Linked DNA regions of Homo sapiens: region 1 is linked to region 2. The links are chromatin contacts, found by Hi-C or POLR2A ChIA-PET in ENCODE. All regions are on one chromosome and are shown on one strand. Each heading gives the region's core, a stretch centred on a gene start or an enhancer-like site at or near the end of the contact. The rest is flanking DNA. Distances are from core to core; before and after follow the strand shown.

What was found. Hi-C counts contacts between places; a loop is a spot of excess contacts on that map. ChIA-PET counts read pairs that join two places held with the same protein, here RNA polymerase II (POLR2A). Pooled maps may share reads with other maps.
Region 1: a loop to region 2 is called in a pooled map, with 2.2 times the contacts of the local background. The contact joins two enhancer-like sites. A Hi-C loop is called at or near these places in 5 of 168 maps with a recorded cell type or tissue (Caco-2, Calu3, K562 and 2 more), 5 of 37 single-sample maps with no recorded cell type and 6 of 50 pooled maps. POLR2A ChIA-PET finds 5 or more read pairs at or near these places in 1 of 52 experiments (WTC11).

The regions. Positions count from the first base shown.
Region 1 is chr3:182,604,571-182,611,641 of GRCh38, forward strand. It overlaps the pseudogene RPL7L1P8. Among named protein-coding and RNA genes, the nearest start is that of LINC02031, 36 kb to the right of the region's middle. Within about 2 kb of position 5,126, at least 5 of the 41 ENCODE cell types and tissues checked have a DNase peak (open chromatin) inside an H3K27ac peak, as active enhancers do; they include mammary epithelial cell, where a contact is called at or near this core.
Region 2 is chr3:182,383,481-182,390,491 of GRCh38, forward strand. No RefSeq gene overlaps it. Among named protein-coding and RNA genes, the nearest start is that of LINC01994, 99 kb to the right of the region's middle. Within about 2 kb of position 5,736, at least 2 of the 41 ENCODE cell types and tissues checked have a DNase peak (open chromatin) inside an H3K27ac peak, as active enhancers do; they include mammary epithelial cell, where a contact is called at or near this core.

The sequences.
Region 1 (7,071 bases), core at 3,876-6,375, 220 kb after region 2:
GCGATTCATCTTTTTAAAACCAACATCATCTAATGCCTCTAGCATGGTAGACAGCATATGTGACATAAAGAAATTAATATGGGCCGGGCACAGTGGCTCACGCCTGTAATCTCAGCACTTTGGGAGACTGAGGCGGGTGGATCACAAGGTCAGGAGTTTGAGACCACCCTGGCCAAGATGGTGAAACCCTGTCTCTACTAAAAATACAAAAATTAGCCAGGCACTGTGGCTGGCAACTGTAATCCCAGCTACTCGGGAGGCTGAGGCAGGATAATTGCTTGAACCTGGGAGGCAGAGGTTGCAGTGAGCCAAGATAGGGCCACTGCACTCCAGCCTGGGTGACAGAGCAAGACTCTGTCTCAAAAAAAAAAAAAAAGAAAAAGAAAAGAAAAGAAAGAAATTAACATGTATGCCTGTGTATTAACATATGACTGGAGGGTGGGGGTGTCTACATAAAAGAGAAAATGTAACAATGATTAAAGATTCCAGCTCTGGCATCAGACAGATCTCAGTTCAAATCCTGTCTTCCTCTCTCCTTGGCTGTGTGCCTTCTGGAAAGGTAGTTAACCTATTTGTACCTCAGTTTTCTCAGCCATAAAATGGAGATTATAACAATCCATGTAAAAGTTGAATACAGGATAAGCACCTAATAAGTGGGGCTATTTTATTATTACCATATACATTATGTTAAAATGTTATTTCTCTTATTATATTCAACATGATGAAAATATATTTTCAGTAAGTACATACTGACAGAGACTAAAAGGGAACATGTGTTAGGGCAGTAGGATTGTAAGTAAAACATCCTCTTTTGTATTTCCTTCATGAATAATATGGTTTTGTTTATGTAATTTAAAAAATTAAACATCTATTTTCCTTGGTATTCAGCCAACTCCGGGGTGGGGACACCCATATGGACCTACCCTGCTCCATAGAAATGACTTTTTGAATAGATGTTCTGTGTCAGGCCCATTATAAATCCTTTTTCTTATTCTCACAATAATCATGCGAGGTAAATAATATGCCCATTTTATAGATGAGAAAGGTGAGATTCTGAGAGGCTAAATTATTTGTTCAGGGCTCTGCAGTTAGCAAGTGGGAAATATGGGAAATAGATATCAGGCCCGACTCTGAAGCTCAGACTTCCTTCTCCACCCCACACTCCTGTCCGGACTATTTCACAAGTGATTTATAGTGTGAAAAACAAACCAGGAGAACTACACAGATCCTGGCTCCCAGTACCATTCTCTAATAAAATAAAAATAAAAATAAAAACAGGGCTCCTTGGAAAAATGGCTGATTCCAGAACTATAGCAGGAAAAATACAAGATCAGCCTGGACCATCTTGTAGGCCCAAAAAGTAAGGAAGTACTGAAAAAAAAAAAGTTTGAAGAAGACACACACACACACAAACACACACGGATACACTTATGTCTAAGGGGCGTAAGAGCCAACTGAAAGAGCTTCTAGCCAAAGATAGAACAATTTGGGACACAAAGTTAAATAGTGTTGGATTATAGCCCAAAGTATAAAATAAATATCCGTGAGTCAATACTGATATAAATAAATGATTGACTAAAGAAATAAATGAGGAAGAATAGACAAGTTTCCCAAGCAGGAGACTGCCAAATAGCTTGTGTGGATACTCCACCCTCAAGGAGGTGAAATATAACTCCTTAAGTACAGACTGCACATGGTAACTTCCTTCAAAAAGCACAGTATGAAAAGGGGTGGGGAAGAGTAACTTTATAGCAGAGAAACCTGACAAACACTACCTCAGCAGGCAATCAAGGTCAACATCAACAATGATAAGCAATGTTGATAGTAAGTACCCTTGATATGATGTCATGAGAATGGCACTTTACCTCTGTAGTTTCCCTCCCAAAAACTCGTAACCCCAGTCTAATCATGGGGAAATTATGAGGGTTCTCCTAGTGAGACATCCTACGAAATGCCTGATCAGTACTTCTCAAAAACCATCAAGGTCATCAAAAACCAGAGAAATCTGAGAAACTGCCAAAGTCAAGGAAACTAAACTGGACAGGATTCTGGAGCAAAAGGAACATTAGGTGAAACCTAAGGAAATATAAATAAAAACATGAACATGAACATCAGTTAATAATAGTGTATCCATATTAGTTCATTAATTGTGACAAATGTACCATCTTAACATAAAATGTTAGGGGAAACTGGGTGGGGTGTATATGGGAACTCTCTGTACTATCTTCGCAACTTTTCTATACATCTAAAACTATTCTAAAATTAAATTTTTATTTAGAAAAACAAAAACCAGAGCCTGAATGTAAAAACGAGTTTCAACTATGGAATTGGCCCTGGAAGAATCTGGAGTACAGGCCAAAAAAAGAATTTCTCATTTTCTTGGAAAACAAGAAAGTACCACCTGACAAAATGCTTGCCTTCCATCACATTTTAAAGCTGACTTGCCTAACCGAGTGGCTATCTGATGATTCCAAATGAGGAAGCAATTTGCCAAGTCATAAAGCAATCTATTCCATGGTTATCTGATGACATCTATCAAAGTCCCCCCTGTTATCTTTCTCATAGCACACATTACTCACTTTTCTTTTAGAACTTACCTCTTGTGAATAAGTATTTCAACAATTATCTGCTCAATGTCTATCTTCCCCAGTACACTGGAGTTTTAAGAGGAGAGAAACCTCTTTCTGCACTGTATTCCCGGAACTTAGCAGAGTGGTACCTCCTAGGTGCTCAATAACTATTTACTGAATGCTTGAATGCCAGTGCAGTCTAGAGGAGCAATGATCAACACTGCTAACTGTGGTGCAGAAAGAATGACAAGCCTGAGCTTTCTGAAGATTGAGGGGCCACTGGGACAAATATAGCTTCTCTCTCAATCTTTCCATCTCTTAGTTCACCCTCCAATTCACCAAATACAATTATTTCTCTTTTTTTAACTTAAGTTCAGGGGTACATGTGCAGGTTTGTTACATAGGTGATAGTGTGTGTCATGGGTGTTTGTTGTACAGATTATTTCATCACCCAGGTATTAAACCTAGTACCCATTAGTTATTTTTTCTGATCCCCTCCCTCCTCCCACCCTTCACCTTCCAGTAGGCCCCAGTGTGGGTTGCTTCCCTCTATGTGTCCATGTATTCTCATCATTTATAAGTCCCACTTATAAGTAAGAACATGCAGTACTTGGTTTTCTGTTCCTGTGTTAGTTTGCTAAGGATGATGGCCTCCAGCTCCATCTGTATCCCTGCAAAGGACATGATGTTGTTTGTTTCTGGCTGCATAGCATTCCATGGTATATATGTACCACATTATCTAGTCTACCACTGAGGGGCATTTAGGTTGATTCCATGTCTGTGCTATTGTGAATAGTGCTGCAATGAACATACGCATGCATGTATCTTTATAATAGAATGATTTATATTCCTTTGGGTATATACCCAGTAACGGGGTTGCTGGATCAAATGATATTTCTGTCTTTAGGTCTCTGAGGAGTTGCCACACTGTCTTCCACAATGACTGAAATAATTTATACTCCCACCAACAGTGCAAATACAATTATTTCAAAGGCTTTCAAATAAGATCAAGGAGTGAAATTTAACCTGTTTTAATCAAATCTAGACCTAGAAAACACTAAAGTTTCCTAAAATGCAAGCAAATTATAAGATCCACATATTTTCTTTTATATGGCTCATCTATGCCCTCAGAACTGAGTCTAGTCCAGGCATTACAAGGAAAACCTAGACTCCTAAAAACCACAGGAAACATGTGGCCAAAAGCACTGTGGGGAAAAACCAAAAGCATAACACAGATTTCAGTAGGGACACTTGGTATGAAGTCTCCCTGGTATATCAATCTTCATTATTATTTTATTCTATAAGTGCATTCCAGATCACAGCAAGTTAGTAGTTTTGCCATATCTTTCACTGCCTGGCTTTATGTAAGTGCTGCTAAGAATAAAATTAAGCAGTGGGAGAAAAACATCAGTTTGGTGTCTAAATTTAGAAAACTTGATGAATAAATCTATTAAATCCATCATGGGGAGAGAGAAGAGCAAATCATGTCTTATTGGAAAGATAAAATAAATAGAAAATAAAAGGTGATTGTCTTTATAATTTAGAACAACGGATTTCAATGTAAAGCCCCCCCCCCTTTTATTTACAAATATATTGGTTGATTGTGTATTTTCATTCACGTAACCCTCAACTTGAATTTTTAAAAAGACATACTGTGAGGCAAGAAACCATACAGAAAATCATTACTGGAGCCCTGAATTCTGTATTTATTGGGGGAGGACCTTTATGAGATCCTACTTATGTGATATAAATCATCCTCTGAAGATCATGGAAAGCAGGTGCCTAACATTCTGCACTACAGACATCTGGCAGGCTTTTATCCTCACACTCCACCCTCCCGCTCAACATCTGGCAGCCCCTTCATCCCTGCTCCCCACCCCCACCCCCAACTGCCTCCCAACATCTGCCACACACTTCTCTTAACCTCAGAAGCAAATCCAGTCCAAAGCTCAAAGACACAATGTTCCAGGGGTGGTGACCTAGAGTTACACGCTGGGTGGGAGTAAAGCAGGGTTTGTTTTTATTTTTTTCCTAAACTTTAAATGAATACACAATTCACTTGGAAGTATGCTTTAATGTCAAACTGGTTCTCACTGAGAAGCTTGTTTAAAATTGAAATCCATTGTTACTATGAACCTCTTTTTATAAGTTTTAAATCACCTTGGGAATTGGAGGGTACAATCAAAAAAGTATGGGGAGGAGAATAATTTTATGCTGATGACATGCATCTTATGAGCAGAGAGAATTAATTCTGATTGGAGAAAAATGGGCAGAATACTTGTGGCTTGTCTATGAAGTACAAATCATTTAAAGGAGCTGTCTTAAACCTAATCCAAAATGTTTTGAAACCTATTTAAGGAAGTGAGTGCCATTTGAATTCCACATTAGTTTAGAAATTCCTCCTTATGGCACTCACTGGTTTATAGAGCCATCTCACTCATAATCTCCCTGGTTCTGAACAGGAAGACAACTTCTTAGTTAGGGCTCACCCTGAAGTACTTCTCCTCACCTGAGTAAATCACCTGACTTAACGCTTCCTACTAACACATTTGTATTCCGGCTACACTACTCTGACAGTTTGCTGTTAACCATTTCACGGTATTTACCTTAGGGTTACCTGAATGAGTAAACTCCCCAACTATTTCCTCCCACACCCACTCTCAGCCACCCGTACACACATAATTCTCCTTCTCCTCCCTTCTTTAGACCAACCCTATTACTTTCCTTCAAATGAAGAAATGCTCGCTGTTTCTTTTTCCAGAGGAACATGGATAAAACCACATAACCCTGAGTGATCTGGGCACAGGTGACTTCCTGAGATGGTCCTGGCTTCTGATGAAATAAACATTCCAAACTCAAAGCCACTCTGGGCCTTGGATGGCTGCCAAGATGCTGGATGTATCACAGAGACTCCGCAGGCCAGAGCTCTATGAAAGCATTTTATCATTTTATTACACACTTAAATTAGTAATTACTTCTGGGACATTATTTAGATTCTGTTGTAGTGTGCAATTTCTTGTTTAAAAGTTTAAATATGTTTAGTGACTATTCCTTATTTGGAATTCCTTGCACATATGTTTGTCTGGGTTTTTTTCCCTAACAATCCTCTATTTTTGTTCCAAAGAATGCTAGAACAAAGAGATACATCAACATTGTTTTCTCTTTTGATAGTTACCTGGAGTCGGGAAATTTTTATGCTTATTAAAATCACAGGGGATGGTAAACTAAGTTAGGTTGGAAGTTGACTAGAATTGTTCATGGCCTTTGCATGTTGAAGTTATTATTACCAGGATGATGATGACAAAAATAAAGTCTATAGGGAGAGCACAACAGGCTGAACTGATACATGGTTTACCAGAAACAGCATGTCAATGGCAGACAGAGGACTTGCCTTCTAGTCCCAGTCTCCGTTTTGTTAGCTCTGCGATGTTTGGATCTTGGTTTTTTTCATCTAGAATGATTAAGTTTGTCTAAATATATTTTTCTTAACTTTGTATTATGAAAAAATCTAGAGTAGCTGCAACACTAGAAAGATGGCGGAGCAAGAGCAAAGAAAAATCCCTTTGGTTCCAGAAAATCTCCTGAAAAAGAGGAAGGCTTATCAAGCCCTCAAAGCCACCCAGGCAAAGCAGGCACTTTTGGCAAAGAAGGAGCAGAGGAAAGGAAAAGGGCCAGGTTTAAGCAACTGCAATTATTCCTACATGATTCCTGGCAGCAGAAATATGGCAAGGTGAGTCTTTGACGACTAGAAGTGAAACCTCATGACTTGGAATTGCCAGATAAACATTCCTTGGCCTTTGTTGTACTCATCGAAAGGATTGATGGCATGAGTTTACTGGTGCAGAGAACCATTGTAAGACTTTGCCTAAAGAAAATTTTTAGTGGTGTCTCTGTAAAAGTCACCCCTCAGAACCTAAAAATGCTGCATATAATAGAACCTTGTGTGACCTGGGGATTTCCAAATCTGAAGTCTCTCTGGGAACTTCTTTTGAAATGTGGACAAGCCAAGGTCAAGAATAAGACCATCCTTCTGACAGACAACACAGCGATTGAGGAGCATCTGGGGAAGTTTGGTGTCATTTGCTTGGAAGACCTCATTCATGAAATTGCGCTCCCAGGGAAGCATTTCCAGGAGATTTCATGGTTCTTGCACCCTTTCCACCTCTCGGTGGCCTGCCATGCTACCAAAAATAGAGTGGGCATCCTCAAGGAGATGGGCACATCTGGCTATTGGGGTGAACGCATCAATCAGCTCATCCCCCTGCTGAACTAGACCCAGGTGCCAAACTGCAGTCAATTTGTATCAATGAAGTGGAAGCCAGTGATTTTGTTCTTTTGGGAATTTTTATCAAGTATCTTCAGAGACGATTATTTCCTGCTTTATCTTCAAAAACTGGAAAGGAAGGGTCAAAGAAAAGACAGTAGCTATGTTCATGGCAAGCACCTCTCATCACAGTCCAGTTCCGAGGAAAAATTCCAGCGTTTTCCACATTGGCTGCCT
Region 2 (7,011 bases), core at 4,486-6,985:
AAATCACCTGGGAGCTTACTAAATGCAGATTCTGATCCAGTATGTAAGGGATGAGGCATTTTTAAAAAGCTCTCAAGTGATGTAATGCTGCTGGTGCACAGATCATACTTGGAGTAGCAAGACGCTGGATGATTTCTAAGCACCCTTCCAGCATGGTGATTCGATGAGTCTACTTTAGCTTTTGCTTTCAACAGAATGGCCCCACCACAGGCTGTTGTTGGATAATTGAGAAACCTAAGTCTCCCCTGCTTCCTCTGCCTCAGCACTGCCGCACGCACCCTTCCCACTCAAGATCGCCTAGATCAGAGAAATGCTTTTTCTATTGCAATGCGCTGTGCTAGGCTTCGTGAAATAATGTCGTGTTCTTTAGAATTTAGGAGATACTTTAGAATCTATGTTGCTTAGTGTGACACCATGGATATTAATTACCATTGAGTGGTATGATAGATATAAAAATTACAGGAGATTTGTGGGGGATTCATACAAATAAGGTGGCGCTCACAATGTGCAGAGCTGAGGCTATGAGGGGATACGTACCGGAACATCTCACCCAGGAAAGTGGATGCACATGGGTGTATAGGAGTAGGATGCAGGCTGGAGATTGGAGTGGCTTAGGGAAAGCTTCCCAGGAAAATTACTTTCAAGCTAAGATCTAAAGATGAGTAAAATTTGGGGGTTGGGAGGGGTGTCCAGGTAGAACAAATTGTGGTGTAAATGCCTATATGTGAAGGACACACTGAGGAAATTGGAAGTAGCTCCATTTGGCTGGAACATTAAAAAAAAAACATGAAAATTGCAGCTAAGGGGTAAGCTGTGGCTAGACAGGACTTGGTAAACCAAAAGAAGGAGCTGAGTCATTATTCTAAAGGAAGAGGAAGGCATCGAACGGTTTTAAGCAAAAGAGCAACATGATACGCATTTTCAGAAGTGATTTACCGTGTGCTGTGTGGGCAATGGATCATGGAGGCAGGCATATGCGTTAGAGGATGTCTCAGTATGCTAATAATAGTGGAGAGTGAATCAGGCCAGCTGTTTCATGTCCAAGAAATTCTGCAGATACTTACATGCACAAAGATGTTTGGGCACTAATGCTTATAATAACAGAAATTTGGAAACATAGAAAATGTCTATTAACTTGGCACCAGTTGTATAGTTTCTGCTATATCCATATTATGAAATACCATGTGGCCATTAACAAGAATATAGTAGATCTATATGTACTAACATGTAAAAATTTCCAAGACATTTTATAAAGAGAAAAAAACAAGTCACAAGACAATTTATATAGTATGGATCCCATTATATAAAAACAAAAATAATATATTCTCTATATTTGTATTGTATATGTGCATGTAAATAAGTAGAAAAAAGGACTGAAAGGATACATCTCAAACTGAGGACAATGGCTTTCCTTAAGAAGAGGAATGGAAGATAAAGAGAAACTTTCACTCTATGCTTCTGTTTCTACTTAAGATATTTACAAAAAGTAGTTATGTATTACTTGTGTAATAGAAAAAATAAGAAGAGCATGAATGAATTGCTACATTGCATAGTTTAATTCATCAATAGCATGAGTTTTATCTCCATTATGTCTGACGATTCCTATGATTTTAAATTCCAAATTTCTAAACAAAAATTAAAAATAAAAAATCTTTTAAGAATTTAAGATTCTAAAAATTCCTCCTCCTTCCCTTCCAAGGCTATGTCCCAAGGCCACCTTTTTTTCCCCCTCAACAATCCTCTTCACTTTTATCTTTCTTCTAGTTTTCGTTATGCAGTTACCCTAAACCTAAGGTAACTCAGGACACAATCTAAACTTCCAGCAGTTGAAAATAATTTTAAAAGATTAAGTAACAAACAGAAATCAACAGGGATTGAAAAAAAAAGAAGTTTTTCTCTTCACCCTTCTGGGCACTGAGAATTTTCAGTGCTGCCATAATTTTCTAGAAAGATCCTCTGATGACCCCTGAAAACAATCCAGGACCCCCCACAGCTGCCCTTGGATCCCAGTATAACCAATTCAGCTGTGCACTGAAGGGAAAGTTATAAATTGCTTAGAGGAGGAGGTTACAAAAGAGAGCGACCAGCCTGGCTTTTGTTAGGGTAAATCTGGGCTCCCCAACCTGTTAAGATGCTTTGAAAGAGGTAACAAAATGATCTATAAAGGCGAACCAGTGGGTGTCATTTCTTTAGATAATCAAAAACCTTTTGATTGGGGAATACACAAAAGGCTGAGGAAGGTTAGTAACCCTGGGATAAAAGAAAAATTTCCTTCATCAATTAAAAAACAGTTATGGAAAAATGGGAACTAGAACTCCAATTTCCCAAATGGAGAAAGATTAAAATGTTGGCATCATTCAACATTTATTATATTCAATGTGGAATTTAAGGAGATCTCCTGTAAGAAATCAATTACCTAAAATTAATTTGAAATATTATAAATCAAAACATGAAGTGTAAAAACAAGGATTTATTTTCTAATTAATAAAAGTAACAATAAAGATTTTTATTTCCATTCTAGTAGACATTCTTTGGCCTGGTAACCTAAGAAGCATTCACCAGCACTGACACAGCACCACATTCTAATGCTGTTCCTCCTTTTCTCCCCTATTCTTAATTTTTTACTTGCATTTTATTCTAAATTCTGTGGAGACTCCGATATTTAATATGAATTGTTTTTGCTGTTTTACTTCATTCAAAGTCATTAAGTATTAGTCTTATCTAAACGAAGTCAGCACAAAAACGACAGCAACACTAAGCTTATTGATGATAAAATTTGTAGCTTGTTTTTTTCCCCAGAGAAACTAAAAAACTCTTCAAAGACACTTACCACTTAATAATCATTTAATATGGCCAATGTGCTAATATGGTACACTTGTTAGAAAAAGAATAACAAAGTCTGTATCATACCAATTTAATCCTACCGTCTCTAGAAAACCTCCAAATTGGTGAAGCATCAAGCCATAGAGGGATTGTATTTGCAATGGGTACTTAGAATTATTTGGCTGGCAAAGGAAAGCAGAGCAAGAAGATGCCAACCATATGCAAGAACAGAGTTAACACAGTGACAGCCAAAGCATCATGTCCGTCTCATCAGCCTGCTCCAAAATACAAAGGCAGCGCAATGGAGCCAGCTTCTTGAAGGCTAAGGAGTCTATGCGAAGAGGGGATCAGAACACACCCAATGCTTTACATCCTTATAGAGCAACTAAGATGGAAAAAAAAAAAAACTAGAATGATAAATAATCGAAGTACACAGATCTGATACAGTAAAGTACCCGTGCAATGAAGGATGTTACCCAGCACAGGATAACTATGGCAAGGGCTGACACTTTTTTGCAGTATCGCAAGAACTTGAAGAGGATTCCAGCAATCTAGAGTCATCTGAGCCTGCTCATAGTTCAGCAGCCAGCTTTACATGCACTGAGTTTCTCCTGCAGCATCCTGCACAGTTCCCTACCACCAGTTTCAGCCCAATGCCTATCTGTGTCCCTGTTTTCGCCACTCCATGGTAAAATCTGAAAAATATGGGCAATAAAGTGACATTGTTTTTTTAAAAAGTAAAACTAATTTATTTATTTTCAAATGCTCTTACCTTTATGAAATGATGGCTATAAGAGATAGTGGTGACATCATTGCAGTAATTGTTGTGTTATTGCTAAAAAAAAAAAGATGTGGATAAGTGTGGGTTTTTTTTCCATTGAAAAATAGTTTGTTAAATCTAAAAATTTGGCAACTTCTGATGAAATGGTAACAATTCTGGCTGAAATCAAGTAGATTTGGCCAAGTCTCAGCTCTGTCACTTTTTAGTTAGGTGACCTCTTCTAAGTCTCTGTTTCCTCACCTGTTAAGTAGAAATAACAGTAGTGCCTACCTCATAGGTTATCATGAAGATTATTGAGATGGCGCTTAGCACAGAGCACAGTATAGAATAATGCTCCAGTGTTAGCTTAAAAAAAAAATAAAGAGCCAAAGGAAACACTAGTCATCATTTCTGGCCCTCAGTTTTCTCATCTCTCAGATGAGGCATTTGGCCTCAGAAACGTCTACATACCCTCTAACTGTGACATCCTATATTTTACCCCATGATTCTAATTCTACTTCTAGTCTATTCAAATCCACAACTTTTCATAGGCTCAGGCTGAATAAATTATGATCCATCCATATAATGAACCACCATCCAGCCATGGGATGACATCTACCTATATTATTGAGGGGGAAAAACATAGTTACAAACCAGTTATTAACAGCATAATTTGATTTTTATAAAATGAAATACATAGAAATGGTAATTTCTAACTCATCCTCCACCTGCCCCAATTACTCTAGGCCAACACTGTCTCATAGAAATATAATGTGAGCCACACTATGAGCCATATGTGGAATGTTAAATTTTCTAGCTGCCACATTAAAAGAAACAGATGGAATTTATTTTAATTATATATTTTATTTATTCCAACATAAACGAAATATTCTCATTTCCATATGTAATCATTACAAAAATTACAAAAATTATTAATGAGATATTTTACATTTTTTATATTGTCTTTGAAATCTGGTGTGTATCTTATACTTACAGTACCTTTTAATACAGACTAGCTGCACCCAATAGCTACATGTGGTTAACGGCTACTACATCAGACAGCAACTCTAGGCAAGTAGTCCCCCTCCTCACATTGAATTGGAATTGTCAGACTGAAAAGAGATTCCTTTTTATTTGTCTCATATGCCTATTGCCTAAAACCATTTCCAATGCCTACTGGATACTCAACAGAGATTAATTTGAATGAATACATTTAGTTCAAAGATGGGAGACTTTGCATTTTTAGTCCCCATGTTAATCATAGAATAAAAGGCATTGCACTGCTCCTTAAGGAAGAGCATAGAAATTTTGCAAAGCATCTCCCCTAAATCATACCTTGCAAGTAGTCTCCTACCTTATATAGGAGTAAAATCAGCCATACAGAAATGTAAGATAAGCCCACAAATTAACCAAAAAAAATTTAAAAGACTAAAGCTAATACCAAAACATATATTATAGACAAACGAATGTTAAAAGATAGGTGGGCTAAAATAAATGAATAATAAAAACTTTATTAAATGCCTATTACATTTTAAATAATTTACATATCTCATTTATAATCTTCACTAAAGCTCTGTAAGGTAAGTTAAGTTAGAGGAATGACACAGAGGAGAAAAATTTGGCCATGAAATTGTTAAAACAAACAAAACCACTTTGGGTTTAAATCTTAGCTCTATGACTTAAGGCAGTTTTCTTAATCTCTCTGAACCTCAGTTTTTTTCATCTATAAAATGGTCATTAAAATAAATACCCTTGATTGCTGTGAGGATTTGATTAATTGACACATAAACTTATGAATGATAGCTAGCATTATTATAGTGGGGCTCAATTAAAACAGGAGCTATTGTTATCATCTTGGTTTACAGAAGGAGAGACAAGCTCAGAGGAATAAAACAGCCCCAGTGTCATGTAGCAAGTAAGTAGCTGAGCCAGAATTCAAACCCAGATCTGTCTAACTTGGTGAGCCCATGCACTTTGCACATTACCATGCCTAAGAAGGTCTCATGGCAGAGGCCATAATGTTTGAAAACAGGAAAGACATTTTACAAGAGTATTCACATGGCAGAGGATACAGACTGAACACAATTTCAGGAAAAAGGCATCTCGCTGAACTGAATCAGATCACAGCAGGGAACTGGAGGAGCTCAAGGTGAGTCAGTACAGGGAGTTTGGCTTAAGGAAGGCCTTGAGCCAGTTGGAGGAGTTGAGACTTGATTGCCTCCTAAATCCAGTCATAAATCTGAGAAACAGTTGACCAATCTCTGTGCAATTATGAAGCTCTTCTTTTTCAAAACTTAATTCCTTAGGCTGATAGGAACATTCCTTTATTCAAGTAAAGGCTGAACATATGCTTTTCTACACTCTTCAAATCCTACCCTAAATTTGTCTTAATCCTTTGAGTCTACAGGAGGAGTGGCGTTCATGTTCCTGTATATTAACTGGGTTGTGAAAGAAAAACCAACCAAACTCTTATCTGTGGTTAATACATTGCAACAACCTTGCTCAGGTTAGATCCTTCAGCAGGCCCTTTAAACCAACACAGCTGCTCACCATTAGTTACCCTTTCTCATTTGGCTGTTTGCCTGAACCACCTCATCAATGAGGTATGAGCTACCACACCTGGCATGTTTATGTTTGAACCTAGTCATGTGAGGAACATTACAAACATATATTTTTTTAAATGAAGAAACTGCAGGTACATATATTTAGAATCTGCTTATAAATATGCATGCACCTATATACACATGATAAACATATGTTTTTAAGAAACACATGTAACCAGGGAGTCTCTCCAATTGAAAAGTTCACCAAAAACATTCTAATTATTTTGTTTTTCTAAAGGCTATTCTGTATTTTAAAATTGTTTATTCCTTTTCTCAAATGATTTACTTTGGCATACATTATTGACTTACACACATAATGAAACAAAAACCTACTAGCAAAAATTACTAGTAAAAAGAGGATAAAGTTTCAGGGAGATTGTTATTAACTTTTAATAAAAAGTTATGCCCTGTGATATAAGTTCATGGGCAATTATTTCTCATACTTTTCTAAAACAAATATACGTCTATATATCTATATATACTTGCCAATTTGAAATAAACTGGACAAAAGATTAAAATTGACATCTTATAAATATTTTTAAAGTTTGCAGTCTTCTCAACAAGAAAACAAATTAGACATTACTGATAAACTGAAACATGATTGAAAAGCAAAAAGTATTGTAATTATTCAAGACATTTTCTCCTCCTCTGGCTTGTTAGAGTCCTGGTGGTTTCATTATATGACACTTTTCAGCACTTTTAGCTGGTTTGTGGCGCAACCCCCCCAAAGAAATATGAAGAGTAATTTTCAAAAGGAACTTTTATTTTTAATATGGATTGATTTTTTTAAAGGCAGCTCCAAGCAGCCCAGTATATCAAACAGGA